Linked DNA regions of Homo sapiens: region 2 is linked to region 1. The links are chromatin loops, found by intact Hi-C in ENCODE. Cell type or tissue: dorsolateral prefrontal cortex. All regions are shown on one strand.

Region 1 (8,000 bases):
CGCTTCTCTGTCCTGGGAAACCCTGAGCTCCTGTGTTTTCCATGTTCTCCACACCAGCTTCTCCTCTGCCTGTTGGGAGAAGATGGGCTTCTACTCAAAGTCAGAGTGTAAGCTTACATTTTGTCCACATTGTACACCGGTTAAAAGCAGAACAGTTACAAACAAGGATATTTTAAACACTGGATAGCATGGAAACTTTTGAACCATACAAATATACAGATACTTTTCTAATGAATTGTTTGCACCCATCAGCCAAATTTGACCATCATCAATGTGGTTCATCTTGTTTAATTTTTCAACCCATTTTACCCATCAGCTTACTCCCTCACTGGGTGATTTTTACAACAGATCAACGAAGCAGTAAAATACAATTGGTACATAAATTAACAAATATATACATTTGAAGTGTTCCGTAATTTTTGTGGATTAAAGCAACACATTCCAAGGACTCTCACATTAATTGATCTGTTCTGTAATCATCCATGTCTAAAGTTAATTTATTGTAGTAATTGGGAAACTGAAGGAAGCACAATGAATGTTAACAATTTGCAGATGCAGGACTCACAGCATTGCATATTGGATTAGAATATAGTCCAGTTGGGCATCTACATTCCTAATTATTTATTGGCTTTACCCAGTTCTCCTAGTGGAGAAATATCTCTTCTGTGGACACAGAGCTCACAAACCCATCCTTCTTCCTTCAAGAATTTCCTCATCAAAGTCTGCTATGGGACTTGGGGTTGATGAGTTTAATGTTTGAATTGCATTGATCATATGGATGATTTAAAGCTCCGTAATGAATATTGTGAAGGAAGGATATCTAATGTAAAGTTTCTTAGTTATATAAATATTGCCAGACATTTTCCCAACTCACCCATATTAGCAGTTTATTTGCTCTCGAGGGTTTTCTGTCCCCAGAATTTGCTTTATGATCTATTCGCTTCCTGTGGTTTCTTTTATCAGGACTGGGAAAGCCCATCGCATCCTCTCCACTTTCTCCACATGAACCCATGGGATCCAGTATATATGGATCCATGACAATCAGACCATAAATGAGTGAACAGAGGCTGCAATTGGCAGCTGCAGAGACCAGCTGGGCTTTCAGGTCTCTGGGCCATGGGGAGGTATGTGTGATATATATATTTGCATTTTTATATCCATATCCTTCTCCTGCTAACCAAATCCAAAGGCAAAAGTCATTACTTAGTATCTTCCATTGAATGAACTTGGAATCTCAAACACAAAATATTCAGAATTTTTAAAAAAATTATTATCTTGACCTCAGGTTTGTACCTCTTCCTGGGATTCCAATGTAGGTGAACTCACATATTTAATAAACATGTATTGAGTCTGTCCTTAGTGCCAGGAAGTGTTTTCAGCAATGACAAGACAGAAAACAGCCAATAAACAATCTCATAGAGGTTGGATCTCAGCAGGGGAAACACAGTGAATAGAGTCACTAACTGTAAAGAAACATCTTAATGTGGATGATCCCATCCTGACAAGTTAGTCATCCTGGGGATTTGAAGCCCATTGCTGACAGCTGAGAGACGTGCACTTCTATAACCCTGACGAATGGACTGACTTGTGCAGAAGTTGATGATGTTCTTTTTGACCATGTGTGTTATAAATAATCCTTCATCGACAGGATGGGGTCAATCTCCTTGGCCTCACAAATGGCTAGGATCTCACTGTAAGGGAGAAATAAAACAGCACATTCCCATCCTCAGGAAGAATTCCTAAGGACAATCAGACAACTGAGTGTGAAGAGGGAATTAGTCATCACATAACCTGTCTCTCTTGCTCTCTTTGTGATGGAGAAAGAGCAGCGGAGATACAACAGCCCTGCAACCCTGCCCTGGGAAGGAGACAAGGAAGAAGAGAGGTAAACAGAAATGTAAATAAGGATGCCTGGGCAGGAGCTGAACATCCCGTCCCTCACCCAGACACAGAATCCTGCCTGTCCACTGCTCTCCAGCTTTTCAATTGACCTTTACCCCCACACATCACTGAGGTGGTCACAAGGACCCTGGCACATAAAGACACCTCAGGAACCTCTTGCCGATGCTGGGCTTCAGCCCTCACTGTCCCACACCTCCAAATCAGGACTGCACAGACTGCAAATCAGTGTGCCCCCAAATCAGCTACTTCAGCACTGACACCTCCCGTCTCATGGTTTCTGACAGAGCTCTGGGAGGTTTGATCGTGAGCTTTAACAGCAGTAACAGCAGCCCCTTGAGTGTGTAGGGCATCATCCCATGTGCTCTACAGTGCTCTGTCCCGACCCTTAGTGCTTTTGCTCAAGAGAAAGTAAGCAGGTCTCTGTCCAGGTGTGAAAAGTGATGGTTCAAATAAATCTCACTGAATAAGAGGGAAGGGCAGCAATGAGTCCTGAGTCCTATGAGCTTTCCAGAGAGAAGAGGAGAGTGACATGCTTGATCGCAGCTGCAGGCTGTTGTCAGGTTTCCATCACAAGGACAAGGTCAGGGCCTCAACCTAGTGACCTCTTTCCTCTAGTCCTTCTCACCATGGTGTGGGTCATGCACATTCCTCCCAGCTCAGCTGCTACATCAGATGCTAGATACCTCATCTCTCATGTGCACAATGCCACTGCTTTCTAACTGGACCTTTTGCCTTCGCACTATCCCCTCATTTTTTGTCTTCCTTGAAGAAGCTGGACTTTCCTCCTAAATCTCAAACAAAAGGCTGTGTCTTCCTTGCTTACGACCCACTAAAGGCGTTCTATCATTCTCCCCCTTCTGGCCAGTGTCACCTCTTTGATACACCACAATATGCCTTATTCCCATTGACTTCTTGACTGTCTCTCTTTAGTTTGGTGTCAGCCCTATGAAGACAGGAACCTTGTCTGTCTTGGTAACTCTGTATCCTGAGCCCTCCCCATAGCCTGGCACATAGTAGTTGTTCAGTAGACAATAGGGATGATTAGACCTCTGCATTAGTGCATGTGCCTGAGAGAGAGCCACCTGGAATCTGTCCCTGCCTCCCCTGACCCATCTCGGGTCTGTCCCCAGAGCAGCCTGTTCCTGGAATCAAAGGCTTTCTGATTCTTTTGAAGCAGTCTGACAATGTGCCATTGCTAAGGGCTCCCTCTGTGGGCTGGCTCTGAAAGAACAAAGCTGCATTCTCTAGATCACTGTCCCTGACTTGAGTCCTGGGCACTGGTTAGTGGCAGCACCAGGAAACATACACACAAACGGTAAAGAGCCCAGTTGTCCTGACAGTGGGTGGTGCTGCAGGTAGCTCATACTCATTGGAAACCTGGTGTGCCTTTGTCTCAGTTCCCCAGACTGCAGCACTGTGGGGACCTCGATGGAGCTGCCTAAAGCCAACAGCAGAGATCAGCCTTGTCCTAAGCCTGTAGCCCAGAGATGCTCAGCAATGCCTCCTTGCCAGACCGGTAGCCTGAGATTCAGTCCTGGATCCCTGCAGGTGGATATTCGCCGCAGGATATGGATATAAATATATGGATCCGTACATATGTATCAGAGGTTTGGCGGCACTTCCTGGTCATTGTTGGTACCAGGACACAAGCCCAAGACCCTTATTGTTGCTGCTTCCAGTGCAGGAGATGGTGACTGGTTTAGCCACAGACAGACTGGTTAAACTGTTATATTAACTATTATCTATATAAACTATTATATTGAACTCCACTTAAACTCTTGTGTCTGAAGAGTGAACTCTATTTAAATACAGGGATATTGTTTGTGGTATCCTTGTAGTGATTCGTAAGATGCAGTACACACATTTATTGGCACTTTTTTTTCTAGATATCGCTGGCCTTTATATGACAATGTGCTGTAAATGAATAGTTAGGATCATCAGCCTAGAGTTGATAACTGAGCTTGGAAAGGTGAGGAGAAACTAACAAGAGTATATTATGTGAAAAACGCCTAGCACTGAGGACATAAGATATTATTGAGTAGTGACACAGTACCCCAGGAAGGACACTGAAAGGAAGAGTCTAATGTGGGGGGAAAGCAGGAGAGGCCACTCAGGGCTCTTAATTGTAGGCTTTGGGTCAGATCAGGCTGACTCTGATTCCAGCTCCCAGGACACAGAGGAAGAGGGGGACTGGGATAACACCGCTGTGCCCAGGACCCCATGAGTGGAGAATCTCAGCAGCAGCCCCCAGATGCCTGGGGAGCAATTGTGTTGGGATGAGAGTAGATGGGGCCTCACAGGGAATGTATGGCCAGAGGGAGAGCTCATTGTGCTGAGCCCCTGGGTTTGGTTGTCACTTCAGGAGGGGCAGCTGAAGAAGAGGCACCTGTGTGCTGGTGGTCAGTTGTGCTACGGGTTTCATTTCTTTTTTAAAATTTAAAAAATTGTTATGGGTACATAAGAGTTGCTTAAATTTTCACTTTTTGAACTTTCTCCATTCTCATTATTAACTGTGGGAAGAGGAGACTATGATGAACCTTTTTTTTTTAATGCTGCTTTTAAAAAATAAAAATGGGATCTCAGGCTTGTCTTGAACTCTTGACCTCAAGTGATTCTCTTGCTTTGGCCTCTCAACATGCTGGGATTACAGGCATGAGCCACCACGCTTGGCCTAAAATGTTTTGATAGAAGATGTCATAATTACTTTTTCTTCCAATATTCTTTGTTATCTTAGCCTTGTATAATTTCACATATTTCTTTGCAGCTATCTTTGTGACTTTTTTTTTTTTTGTAGAGAAGAATAAAGATAAATCATGTAAGATAGGCTTGTTTCAGAGAGGAATGAAGCTTGTCCCTCTAACACTCTTACCCTGCAGACATTCTTGCCCTGTGCCATCCATGCCCCCTTCTCATCACAGAACCTCCACTTCAGGGCCCTCAGGAGACCATGCAGAGTCCTGCGGAGTCTCTGGAGGGAAGATGCACTGTGGGCAGAGAGGTTGGTGCTTTTCTACTGTTGTGGTGCTGAGGTTTTCCTCCAGCAAACAGGAAGGCTCGGTTTTGGTACACTGGATTAAATTGTGGAGAAAGAACCTGCATTTACTGAGTATGAAGAGTGTTAAAGTTATGTAAACTTTATGTTTTGTATCATATTTTATAAATTAACTCAGTTTTGAGGGGTTTTAAAAATTTTTAATTTTTTTTAGAATTTTCTAAAATTTGGTGAGAGGGAGATTTTTTCTGTGTTTCCATTATGTTTCTTCAAAGCTTCATATGGTCCATTGCTATGTTTATCATTATACATAGGATCATTGTTATGTTGTGTCACTAATATCAAACTTTGCTCCTGTAATTAAATTCTGGCCTGCCCGAATCTGCGTGTGTGTGTGCGTAACTTTTTATTTTGCCACTCCTATAAATAACTCATAACTGTGCAATTGATGATAGATCTTAGTATTGTGCTTTATGAACACATTGTTATAATAACATGTTGGGTTAAAAATACAAATTTTGCAGCTTAGAAGAATATATGTGACCACTTTCTCTTGGGCCCTGGAGAACCAGCGTCAGGAGCCCGTGTTAGCCAGAAGCAGCAGCAGCCTCTGTGTGAAGAAGATGGAGATGTTAGGAGCATGAGGTGAGGCTGAGCCAGGGTGTGTGTGTCTGACGTCCCCATCTCTGCATGGGGTCCCCACTTGATTCTCACACTCTGTGCTTGAAGACAAGACTGCCCTCACCATCACAGGGGCCTAGGCTGAAGATGAGGCTCAGTATTATTGTGCTCTGTGGTAGAGCAAGCAACCATCTCCACAGTGACAGATGCAGATACTCTGATATATTTAAAAATATTTTCAGTATAGGTCTAGTTTTGTACTTTTTAAAGTAGGAGAGTTTATATGAAAATAACAGTATTATAAGCTGAACTTGTCTCTCTCTCTTTTTTTTTTCAGGTTCTCCTCTGCTCCTGCAGAAGAAAAAAAAAAAAAGCGTCAAGACTTCTTACCTACATTGGTACATTGGCACCCAAACAAGTTTATTTATTAAGAGCTTAATGGGGGAAGAGTTTATAATGTGTATATCTACAAGAATATATTTACCCAATGTAATCAACCAATGTAATTACCCAATGTAATATCAACCTAAAGAAACAAAGGGAAATATCAACCAAAATATCAACCAAAGAAACATAGGGAAACTGTTTAGAACTCACAGACCTAAACCTGGGGAAGTAAACCAGGGATAAGTCTGAGAGCCATGTCCTTAATGAGGAGGGGTCACCCTATACCTGGAAATTCAGGAGCTCCTCAAGAGTACAATCTCAAGAGAAAGAGAAACTCAACTTCCCTGAAGTTTCAGAGTTCAGGGAGTAACCAGCAAAGACTGGGCCAAGAGCAGGGACATGTATGGGCCAGGAATGGGGTTGCACATGCTAGACTTCTGCTCTAGTTGTCATCCCACCCAGCAACCCGAAAGGCTATTTGTGCTTAGGGGACAAAATGATTCTGTTAGCATTAAGAGGCCAGTAGAAAGGGAGGTATTTTCATTGAGTCTATAAACATAGACCAAGGATTGGGTACCAGAGGAGTTCAGGCAACAAGCCATGGTGGACACAGCCTCTGGACCTCACAGTTGGGCTGGGCTTCCCCAGGCTTGACTATTTTTCCTTCTGCCCTCAGGGAAAAGAAGAAGCTGTTCATGCAAATCTACTCCCTCCCTTCTGGCTAAATGAGACCCTACCTGATCACTGATTCAGGAACCCAAAAGGGGATGTGAGGACAGAGGAGGTTGAGGAAGGAGCTGCTCGAGTGTGGGCCCAGGAGGGTCCTCGAAGGAGCGGCTGTTGGGAACAGGCACAGGACCCTGCCCAAGAGGCTTTGCTGGACCCTGAGAGCACTAGGCTGCTGAGTTTCATCAGCGAGCACAGGGAGCAGCTCAGCCTCTGCCAGCCTGTGGCCAGTGGGGCTCACCCGGCTGTGAGCAGCCCCAAGGCAGGGCCTGGGACAGTTACCCATTGCTCCTGCTGGTCACAGCCCCATGTTGGTTGTCTACAAGGGTCCTCAGGCTTAATGCCTGGGAACTGGAGTCTGTAGTGGAGGTAGTCTTGAAAAGGGTTATTAACCTGTGAAATTTGACCTCAATCCAGGTATTTGTCATCAGAAAGCATTGCAGAGTGATTCCACCAGAGCTCTCTCCCTGCATGTGAAGGAATTCATTCTGTGAAGGCAGTGGGGGCCTCTTTCAGAATCTCAGATATAGAGCAGGCTCACATTCTACTATCTTTGGTGTGTGTCCATTCTCTCTTTCTAGGGCAGCCAAGCACATGTACCATGAGAGCTCTGTGCACATGGAGGTGACTGGAGATGGCTGAAGTCCACGTCGATTATGTGACACTGTGAGTCAGGGTGAAGGCCTTGTGTCTCCAGGGAAATTGTCAGTTCCCATCATTGAATAGGCAGCTCACAAATGTTGAATATGGACAAAGGTCGTGGGAGCTGGTGACGGTGATTTCCTGATAAACGCACCTGTGAGCAGTTCCACAACCTGGAAACTTCAATCCCATCAGGGGACAGGTGAGTGGCAAAAACCACAAATGTTGGTGTGCAAACTTCAATGTTTCAAAAGCTCTTGAGAAAATATTTACACACAGGGAACATATGCTGTGAATTAGAACTCCAAAATGTCTGGGAAGGTGAAAACTTTAAATACAGAGTTAAGAGACAGCCCTCTGAAATGTGAGTCAGGCCAGTGGGAAGGAAGTGTGGACAGAGCAGATCAGCCGGGAGGTTTTTGTCTCACTTCCCCTCTGCCTGTGTCACTGTGGGTTACACGAAGTTGCTCCCACTGCCATGGTCTGCCCCACAGTGGTAGTCACTCTCATCCTCTTCCTGGATGTTCTTGATGGTCAGGTACCGATTCAGGCCTGAGCCCAAGACTGAGAAGCGATCAGGGATGCCATCCCCCTTGGATCCCACAATCCCACCAGTGCCCACTCGCATCACAAACCGGGGGCCCTTCCCTGGTCTCTGCTGGTACCAGTCCACTTTATAATTACTGTAGCCGCTGCTCAGGGTGCAGGTGAGTGTGACCGAGGCTCCCAG
Region 2 (8,000 bases), 48 kb before region 1:
CCCAGAAACTTGTGCTGAAGGGGTGGAGGCTGAAGAGGGAAGACACATTACTGGGGAGACAGAAGGTTTTCCTCCCAGCTACCCACTGGCCTGCAGCACTGCCTAATCATGGATCCTTGGGTCTCAAGATGAGCGAAAGAATCAGCCTCATTCTCTGCCTGGAGCCCAGAGATGCTCAGGGATGCCATGATCCCCAACCTGGGACCTGAGAACTTCGCTGGGACCTGTGCAGACCAATGACTGCTGTCATAGATGAGGAGTTTGGGGACACTGCTGATACCAGGACACAGGCCCACACCCAGCCTTGCTTCTGCTTCAAGTGTGATAGATGGCGGCAGTTTACCCCACCCACAGGAACTCTTCACACCACTGAGTCAGCACAGACTGGGCCCAGAACCTTGACACCTGGACTAACAGAGGGTGAGAGAGGTGGGTCAGTTGAGAGGGCAGCATGCAGGGTCCTCGTTCCATTCACCCACAGCCCTGATCCCTAGCCCTAGTTACCTGTGCAGTGAATGAGAAGGGGGAGAAAGGGAGGAGCTCAGGCCTTGGTGGGGACCCACACACAGCTCTGCATCCTGATGACACTCAGCTGGGCTTGAGCTCCCCCAGTCCCTATTACTTTCGCCAGCAGCCCAGGATGAAGGAGGGTCTCTTCATGCACACCAGCCTCCTCCCCTGGGCTGGCCAAGTCCCACCCTAGGCCCTGACTCTGACCCTTGCCTAGAAAGCTGAGCCTGGGATGGGGTGGACCAGGGTGGGGCTGTTCTGTGGCTCCCTAAGGACCTGTAAGGACACAGCTGCTGGTCCTCGTGAGCAGAGGCAGAGGGCTCCAGCCTAGGCCTAGCAGGTGGCTCCCGTCTGGGATCCACAGCACAGGCCTCAGCTCAGCTGCCACATTACTTGCCAGAAACCTCATCTCTCATGTGTACAAAGCCACCATGTCCTAACTGGACCATCTTTCTTCACTCTGTCCCCTCCTTTTTCATCTTCCTTAGAGAAGCTGGACTTTGCCTCCTGAATCTCAAACCAGAGTCTGTATCTCCTTGCTTACAACCTCCTAATAGCTTCTTGTTGCTCACTGTCTTCTGGCCCATGTCAACCATTTTATACCTCACAATATGCCTTATTCTCATTGATTTGTTGGTGCTCACTCTTCTGTGAGGCATTATCCCTGTAAAGACAGGAACCCTGTCTGTCTTGTAAACTCTGTATCCTGAGCACTCTCCTGAGACTGGCACATAATAGGTGTTTAGTAGACAATAAGGATGAACAGACCTTTGCGTTAGTGCACATGCCTGAGGCAGACCCAGCTGGATTCTGTCCCTGCTTACCCTGACTCATCTTGAGTCTGTCCCCAGGGCAGCCTGTTCCTGGAATCAAAGACTCTGATTTTTTTGAGGCAGTCTGACAATGCTGTTGCTAAGGGCTTCCTCTGAGGGCTGGCTGTGAGAGAACAAAGCTGTATTCTCTAGATCACTGTCCCCGAACTAAGTCTTGGGCCCTGGTTAGCGGCAGCATCAAGAAACATCCACACAAATGGTAAACAGACCAGCTGTCCTGGTTGTGGGTGGTGCCATTGGAAGGTCATGCTCCTAGGAGACCTGGCGTGTTCTCATCTCACTTTCCCAGACTGCAGCACTGTTTGGACCTCCAGGGGGCTGTCTGAAGCCAACAGGAGTGATCAGCCTTGTCCTCAGCCTAAAGCCCAGAGATGCTTAGGAAGGGCTTCATGCAAGACTGGTAGCCTGAGCGTCTGTCCTGAATCCCTGCGGGCAGATATTTACTTCTATGAGTCAGAAGCTTGGAGGCACTTCCTGGTCATTGTTGGCACCAGGTCACAATTCCAAGAACCTTATTGCTGCTGCTTCCAGTTCAGGAGATGGTGGCTGGTTTAGCCACAGACAGACGGTGCAGGTTACCTGATGAGCCATGATTGCCCGGGACCCTGAGAGTCGGGAGAGAGACACAGGGTGAGGGAGGCAGCTCAGTGAGCCAGGGGAGCAAAGCAGAGCCCTGGTCCTGCCAGTGCCAGTCCCTGACTCCCTGTCTCCAGCCACCTGTGCCGCGACTGAGGAGGGTGAGGAGGAGGGGGTGCAGGCCATGGTAGAGATGTCTCTAGAGCTCTGCTTCCTGAGCCACACGGATTAGGGGGAACAGCCCCCCTTCCCTGGCCTCTCTTAATTGAGGGGACTTAATGCCAATCTATCCTGACCCCTGGCTGTGCCCCTCACATAAGTTGCTGAGTCTGGTTATTCTTTTTGAGGAGCGGGTGGTTGGGAGTTGGGAGAGTGTGGTCCATCACTGTCCAGGAAACCTGGAAGGACACAGCTGCTGAACCCAATGAACAGTAAAGGGAAACAAGGAGACAAGTGTCTGGTTTGCAAGCTGAGGCCAGCCATGAACTCACTTCCCAGGCCGCCAGAAATCCATGGGTCTCTCTTCCCATGTGATTCCTCACTAGATCAGCACATAAGGGAGAGTGCTGGAGTTTGGGAAGAATCAGTTAGCCTATTTGTGTGATTCACTGGATTCACTGGAAATGCAGAAAACCCCAGGAATCAGGAGAAAGTGCTGGCTGAGGTAAAAAAAATAAAAAGATAAATATAAAAGTATTAGCCAACTTTGAGCTTCTTCAGAACTAAGGGTATCAGAGAGTTTGAGAAGTACACTTCTAATACATGCCTGAAGACACTGTATGTAGTTTGGGGTATAAATTGTTCCTCGTACCTGAATCTCTTATGCTCTAACTAACATGAGCAGGAAATTTGTGTTTCTCTATTTTGTGCATTGGGAAGTCAGGAATAATGTACCCAAGGCTTTCCATTGAAAAGCACAGACATTTTCTCTGACCTCACAAAATCCACAGAAATGACCAGGAATGGTTTAATGACAACAACGTATAACATCATTGACTAGCAAACAATTGAAATTACCTAAAAGCTAGAATACTTCACTGGTACTCAGTTCAAAATGCAATGATCAACTATTAAAATATTTTATCCTTTTAAATAAATGGAACACTACTTACATTAACTTTAAATGACAAGAGCATAAAGGTGGATCAAACCAGAGGAATGAGCACCAGGTTTAATCACCATTGTGGAAATATTAAAAACAGAAATAAAAAATGCATCCAAATGAAGAAAAGTACTTATTTTGATTGCATGGGATAAGGTAGCTTAGCAGAGAACTTGGTGATTTTTAATACTTTCTGACTTTATATAATAGTCATGGATTGCTTTGAAAGTAACTCAATAAAATAAACTTTAATAATATACCCATGGAGAGTTTATTTTCTTTGCTCTTAGCTCAGAAAGCCCATCGTTTGAAGAAGCTTCTGTCTGGAGGAAATGCATTTAGACTCAGCCTTTAGATCTGATCCTGCTGTTTCTGGTTTTTTTTTTTCATATAAAACAAATAACTTTTGCTTTGTCTCATTCAATTACTGCAAATCACTCTCACATTTCCTCCACTTCAGGGCACAAGGAGGGATAGAAATCAATTCAGACCCTTTCCTTCCCCTTTCTATGGCTGGTCCACATGTAGGCTGTCTTGAGAGCTGGTGTGTATGATCACACAATCTCCACATCACAAGGGCCGAGGGAGGTTTATGTCTTGGTTCCTCTTATGAGTCTGTCACTGTGCTGAGCACCACCATAGTAGAGCAGGCAGTAATACTCAGCCTCGTCCTCAGGCTGCACACCTGACAGTGTCAGGGCAGCTTTGCCCCCAAGGAGGGAGCCTGAGAACCGGGCAGGGGTCCAGGAGTGTTTGTTGCTTGTACTATAAATCAGTGCCCTGGGTGCTTGTCCAGGTTTCTGCTGGAACCAGTTTGGATAGTAACCACTGGTGACTGCTCCAGTGCTGGAAGCACAGGTGAGAGTGACTGTCCCTCCTGGGGACACAGTCAGTGAGGGCTCCTGAGTCACCACAGTCTGAGAATTGGACCCTGAAACAAAAAACAGACACATGTTAGAAATTAGAAGGGCAGACAGAAGGATCCCTCCAAAGGCTGGTATTTGAAATCTCTCTTAACCTGGGCAGCAAGTGAGGAGGAACAGAAAGAGAGGAGTCCAGGCCATGGTGCTGATATTGGAAGGGACCCCTGGCGCCAGAGCTGGGGCTGGATTCTGATGGCTCTTTATCTCCTATTGAGCTCTCTCCATGGAGGGGGTGTGCTGTGTGCTGCTTTATGCAAATCTTTACTGCCTTTATCACCACCTGGGTCCACAGGCCTGAGAGCAGCTACACTGTGAGGGGCCAGCCCAGGGAGGCTGTGTGCTGTGGATTTGTCCTGTGGGAGGAAGCAGCTGCTCTAACATTTACATGAGTCAATGAGCACCTGTGCAGGGTTCATGAAGTTTGGACCTCTTGAGCTTCTTACAGTCCAAGAGACCCAGACCACCCCCTGGTGGCTTTCCTGGACTGAGAATGCGTGGTCTTTCACTTGTTTCACAAATAACTGTGGATTTATCTTTGGACATTGCCACAATATTTTCCAGGCCAATTCACACTCATTAATTGTCTATTCTTTGCTCATTCCTATTTGTGCTACTTTCTCTTGCTGTTGCTGAAATTCTGCCCCTGTGACTATAATTTGATATTAGTGTTACATGGTGTTCATTTTTATTTGAATGACTAAATTAATTGTTTTAATGACCTACTGGCTTTCTGTAACTATTTGTGTTGAGCCTTATATTGGATAAACAGCTGGTTTAAGTGAGAATTTTTTAAAAAATTTACTTTAGACAATTTTTTTTTAATGACAGTTTTACAGAAGGATTAAAAGATCCTGGGGTCAGTAGCTGTTGGCTTATGGCACAGAATATAAGAGTAGTCACTGGAAGTGGAAGAAGAATGATGATGAGCAGGGAGTCTCTCACAGTCTTACTCAGCCTTTTAACTTACAAAATCAATAAGCTATGTTCTGTAGCATCTTTGAGAGAACATTTGAGACCATTCAAAAACAACAACAGCAAAAGCCATTCAGTATTATTTCCCAGAACGTCTATATTTGTGAAAGACTGTACTGTTTCCACTGAAAAGTCTTGACAACCTTGTTTAAAATTATTTGACTGTATAACTAAGAGTTTTTTTTCTAGGCACTCAGTTCTATTTTATTTGTCAGTATGTATGTTACATATATACCACTCTGTTTTGATTAGTGTAGCTTTGTAGTATGTTTTGAAATCAGAAAGTGTGAGACCTCCAACACTGGTCTTCTTTTACAAGATGACTTTGACTGTTTAGGTTCCCTTCATACTCTATATAAATTTTAGGTTTAATTTTTTTCTATTCTTGCATAAAATATTACTGGAATGTTTTCAGAGATTGAAATGAATCTGTCAATTCCTCCTGGTTTGTTTTGCTAGCATAACAATACTGAGTTTTCCAGTATACGAACAAAGGATTTCTTTCCATTTATTTGTGTATTCTTTAATTTCTTTTAGTAATGTTTTATACTTTTCAATCTACAAGTCTTTCACCTCTTTGAATAACTTTATTCTTAAGTATTTTACTGTTTCATTTTTATTTATTTGTTTCTTTGAGACAATGTCTCACTGTCACCCAGGCTGGAGTACAGTGGCAAGATCTTGGCTCACTGCAACCTGTCCCTCCTAGGCTGAAGCAATTCTTGTGACTTGGACCCCTGAGTAGCTGGGATTACAGGCATGTGCCACCACAGCTAGCAATTTTATTTTATTTTATCTTGTAGGAACGAGGCTTTACCATATTGTTGAGGCTGGTCTTGAACTTCTAACCTCAGATGATCCGTCCAAATCAGCCTCCCAAAATGCTGAGATTGCAGGCATGAGCTACTGTGCCCAGCCATATTTTACTCTCTCTAATGATGTTGAAATTTGATTTGTTTTATTAATTTTGTTTTGGGTTTTTTCCTGTGTCCTTGTTTAAATATTGAAATATAAGAGATTTTCTAAGTATTGAAATATAAGAGATTTTCTTTCTTCTTTCTTTCTTTCTTTCTTTCTTTCTTTCTTTCTTTCTTTCTATCTCTTTCTTTGTTTCTCTCTTTCTTTCTTTTTTCTTCTTGAGACAGGCTCTTGCTTTGTAGCCCAGGCTGTCCTTGAACTCTTGATCCCAAGTAATCCTCCCACCTCAGCCTCTCAAAGTGCCAGGATTATAGGCGTGATTCACCATGCCCAGCCATGAGATGTTTTTACATGGTGATTTTGTATTCTGAACATTACAGAATACATTTAATCATTCTGACAAAAGCTGTTTTGTGGAACTTTTAAGGGTATTCTACATATGACATTAAATCCATTGAAAACAGAGATAGTTTTACTTTTTATTTCTAATTGTTATCCTGTTTATTTATTTCTCTTGCCTTATTGCTATGGCTAGGACTTTCAATACTGTTTTGAATAGAAGCAGTGAAAGTGTACATTGTTGCTATGTTCCTGATATTACAAAAACATATCTTTGGTCTTTAAGATTATGTATGATGTTGACTGTGGGATTTTCATAGATAGCTTTTACTATGTTAGGGTAGTTTCTTTGTATTCATAGTTCACTGAGCGTTTTTATCATGAAAGGGTGTGGAGGTTTGTGAAATGACTTTCTGTAGACAGGGTCTTACTGCTTTGCATCTGGAAGAACCACTCTGTTCTACACCCACCAAACCCCCTCCAATATATGCCTGGTGTTAGAGAGGAATAAATACTTTGTGTTCGCCTGGGACCAGTGGCCAGTGGCCACTCCACCAGACCCACAGCACTGGTCACCTGTGTGAGGGGATTGGGGAGAAAAAGAGGCCCTCATGGGTAGAACTGTAGACTCGGCTTCAAGCCATAGCAGCTGTTACTTCTGTATAGATGTTGACTGGGATGGAACTACCCCTGCTACCCTGGACTCAGACATGGGCGAGGGGTCCAGGGAAAACAGAGGCATGGACCAGAATCAGAAACAATAAGGTGAGGGGACGAGGCTCAGGCTCCTGTGAGTAGTTTGGGGTGACTGTTATAGCAAGTGCCCCATTTTCCCCAGAGTTGGTGGCTGTGCTGATGAGTCTCTCAAGGAAGCCAGTTTCTCCCTCACTCTGACCACCAGCTGCTGATGGCCCCTTATCCTGTAGATTGATCAGGAATGACTCCTTCGTAACTCCCAAATTTAGAAGACCAGCTAGACTTCTATGGGTGGCCTCAGAGTTTCCATTAATAGGTTTTAGATGAAAGGAAAGGATGTGCAATGGTTTCTTCAAGCAAATCAGTCCCCTCTTCTTATCCCCCAACCCCTTCATAGAACCTCAGTTGAAACAGTCACTGGAATACATTCCCCAGGTTGGGTGGAGAAGGCCAGGTTGATTGAATCTGGTTATTTGTGAGGACATAGCTGCTGAGCCCAGTGAGCAGTGAGCAGATGATGCAGGATGACTTCCCAGGTGTCAGCATCTGTAGACCCCTGAAGGACAAGCTTATAGCACCCAGTGCTGCCCCAGTTCCAGACCTACTGAGTCCTTCAGTTTCTCCCTGCCATTGTCTATTTTCTCCTTCACCAAAGATACAACTGTGAAGGCCCCTGTTAAGCTGCATTTGTACTTATTGCTCTGCACAGAATTCAAGTACCATGACATACCTTTCTGGTCTGTGCTGCTATTTTTAGTTAAATCCTGGAATCTTGGTCTTACTGAAGGAGATTCTCTGATAGACATCACAGCAGGGAGCCCAGTTTGGTGAAGGAGAAGCCACCAGAAGAGCAGCCTGTGCCCCAGAGATGCCTGCTTCTTCCACACTCAAGAGTATAGCCCCTATTCAGGCTGCCAAGTCTTGTCCTGAATACTCGGAGCTCTCAGGGTGGGGCTCCTCTTTCTCTCAGCCCACCCACCTTCAGAATCAAAGAACCCTGGAATTAGGTGTTTCACTGCACAGAGGGAGAGACAGGTTGAGTTCTTCTGTCTCTTACATGTTACTTATGCACTCCTGGCTTAAGCCCCTCTGTGTAGGGACCAAGGAGCACCCTTGCATCTTGTTTGGAAA

What was found. Peaks named below come from ENCODE experiments on the same cell type or tissue, not always from the same donor. Only the 100,000 strongest peaks of a DNase experiment are listed, where the experiment ranks them.
Region 2: a loop joins it to region 1, with 4 times the contacts of the local background. A loop is called at or near these places in 34 of 110 quality-filtered maps.

What each region holds. Positions count from the first base shown.
Region 1 is chr22:22,343,457-22,351,456 of GRCh38, reverse strand. It overlaps IGL and IGLV9-49. Among named protein-coding and RNA genes, the nearest start is that of VPREB1, 100 kb to the right of the region's middle. In dorsolateral prefrontal cortex, a CTCF peak has its summit at 3,091; a DNase peak (open chromatin) is centred at 3,106; H3K27ac peaks cover 1,267 bases; H3K27me3 peaks cover 2,346 bases.
Region 2 is chr22:22,391,137-22,399,136 of GRCh38, reverse strand. It overlaps IGL, IGLV7-43, the pseudogene IGLVI-42 and the pseudogene IGLVVII-41-1. Among named protein-coding and RNA genes, the nearest start is that of ZNF280B, 110 kb to the left of the region's middle. In dorsolateral prefrontal cortex, no CTCF peak of the experiment used is centred here; DNase peaks (open chromatin) are centred at 1,596 and 3,796; H3K27ac peaks cover 1,002 bases; H3K27me3 peaks cover 1,480 bases.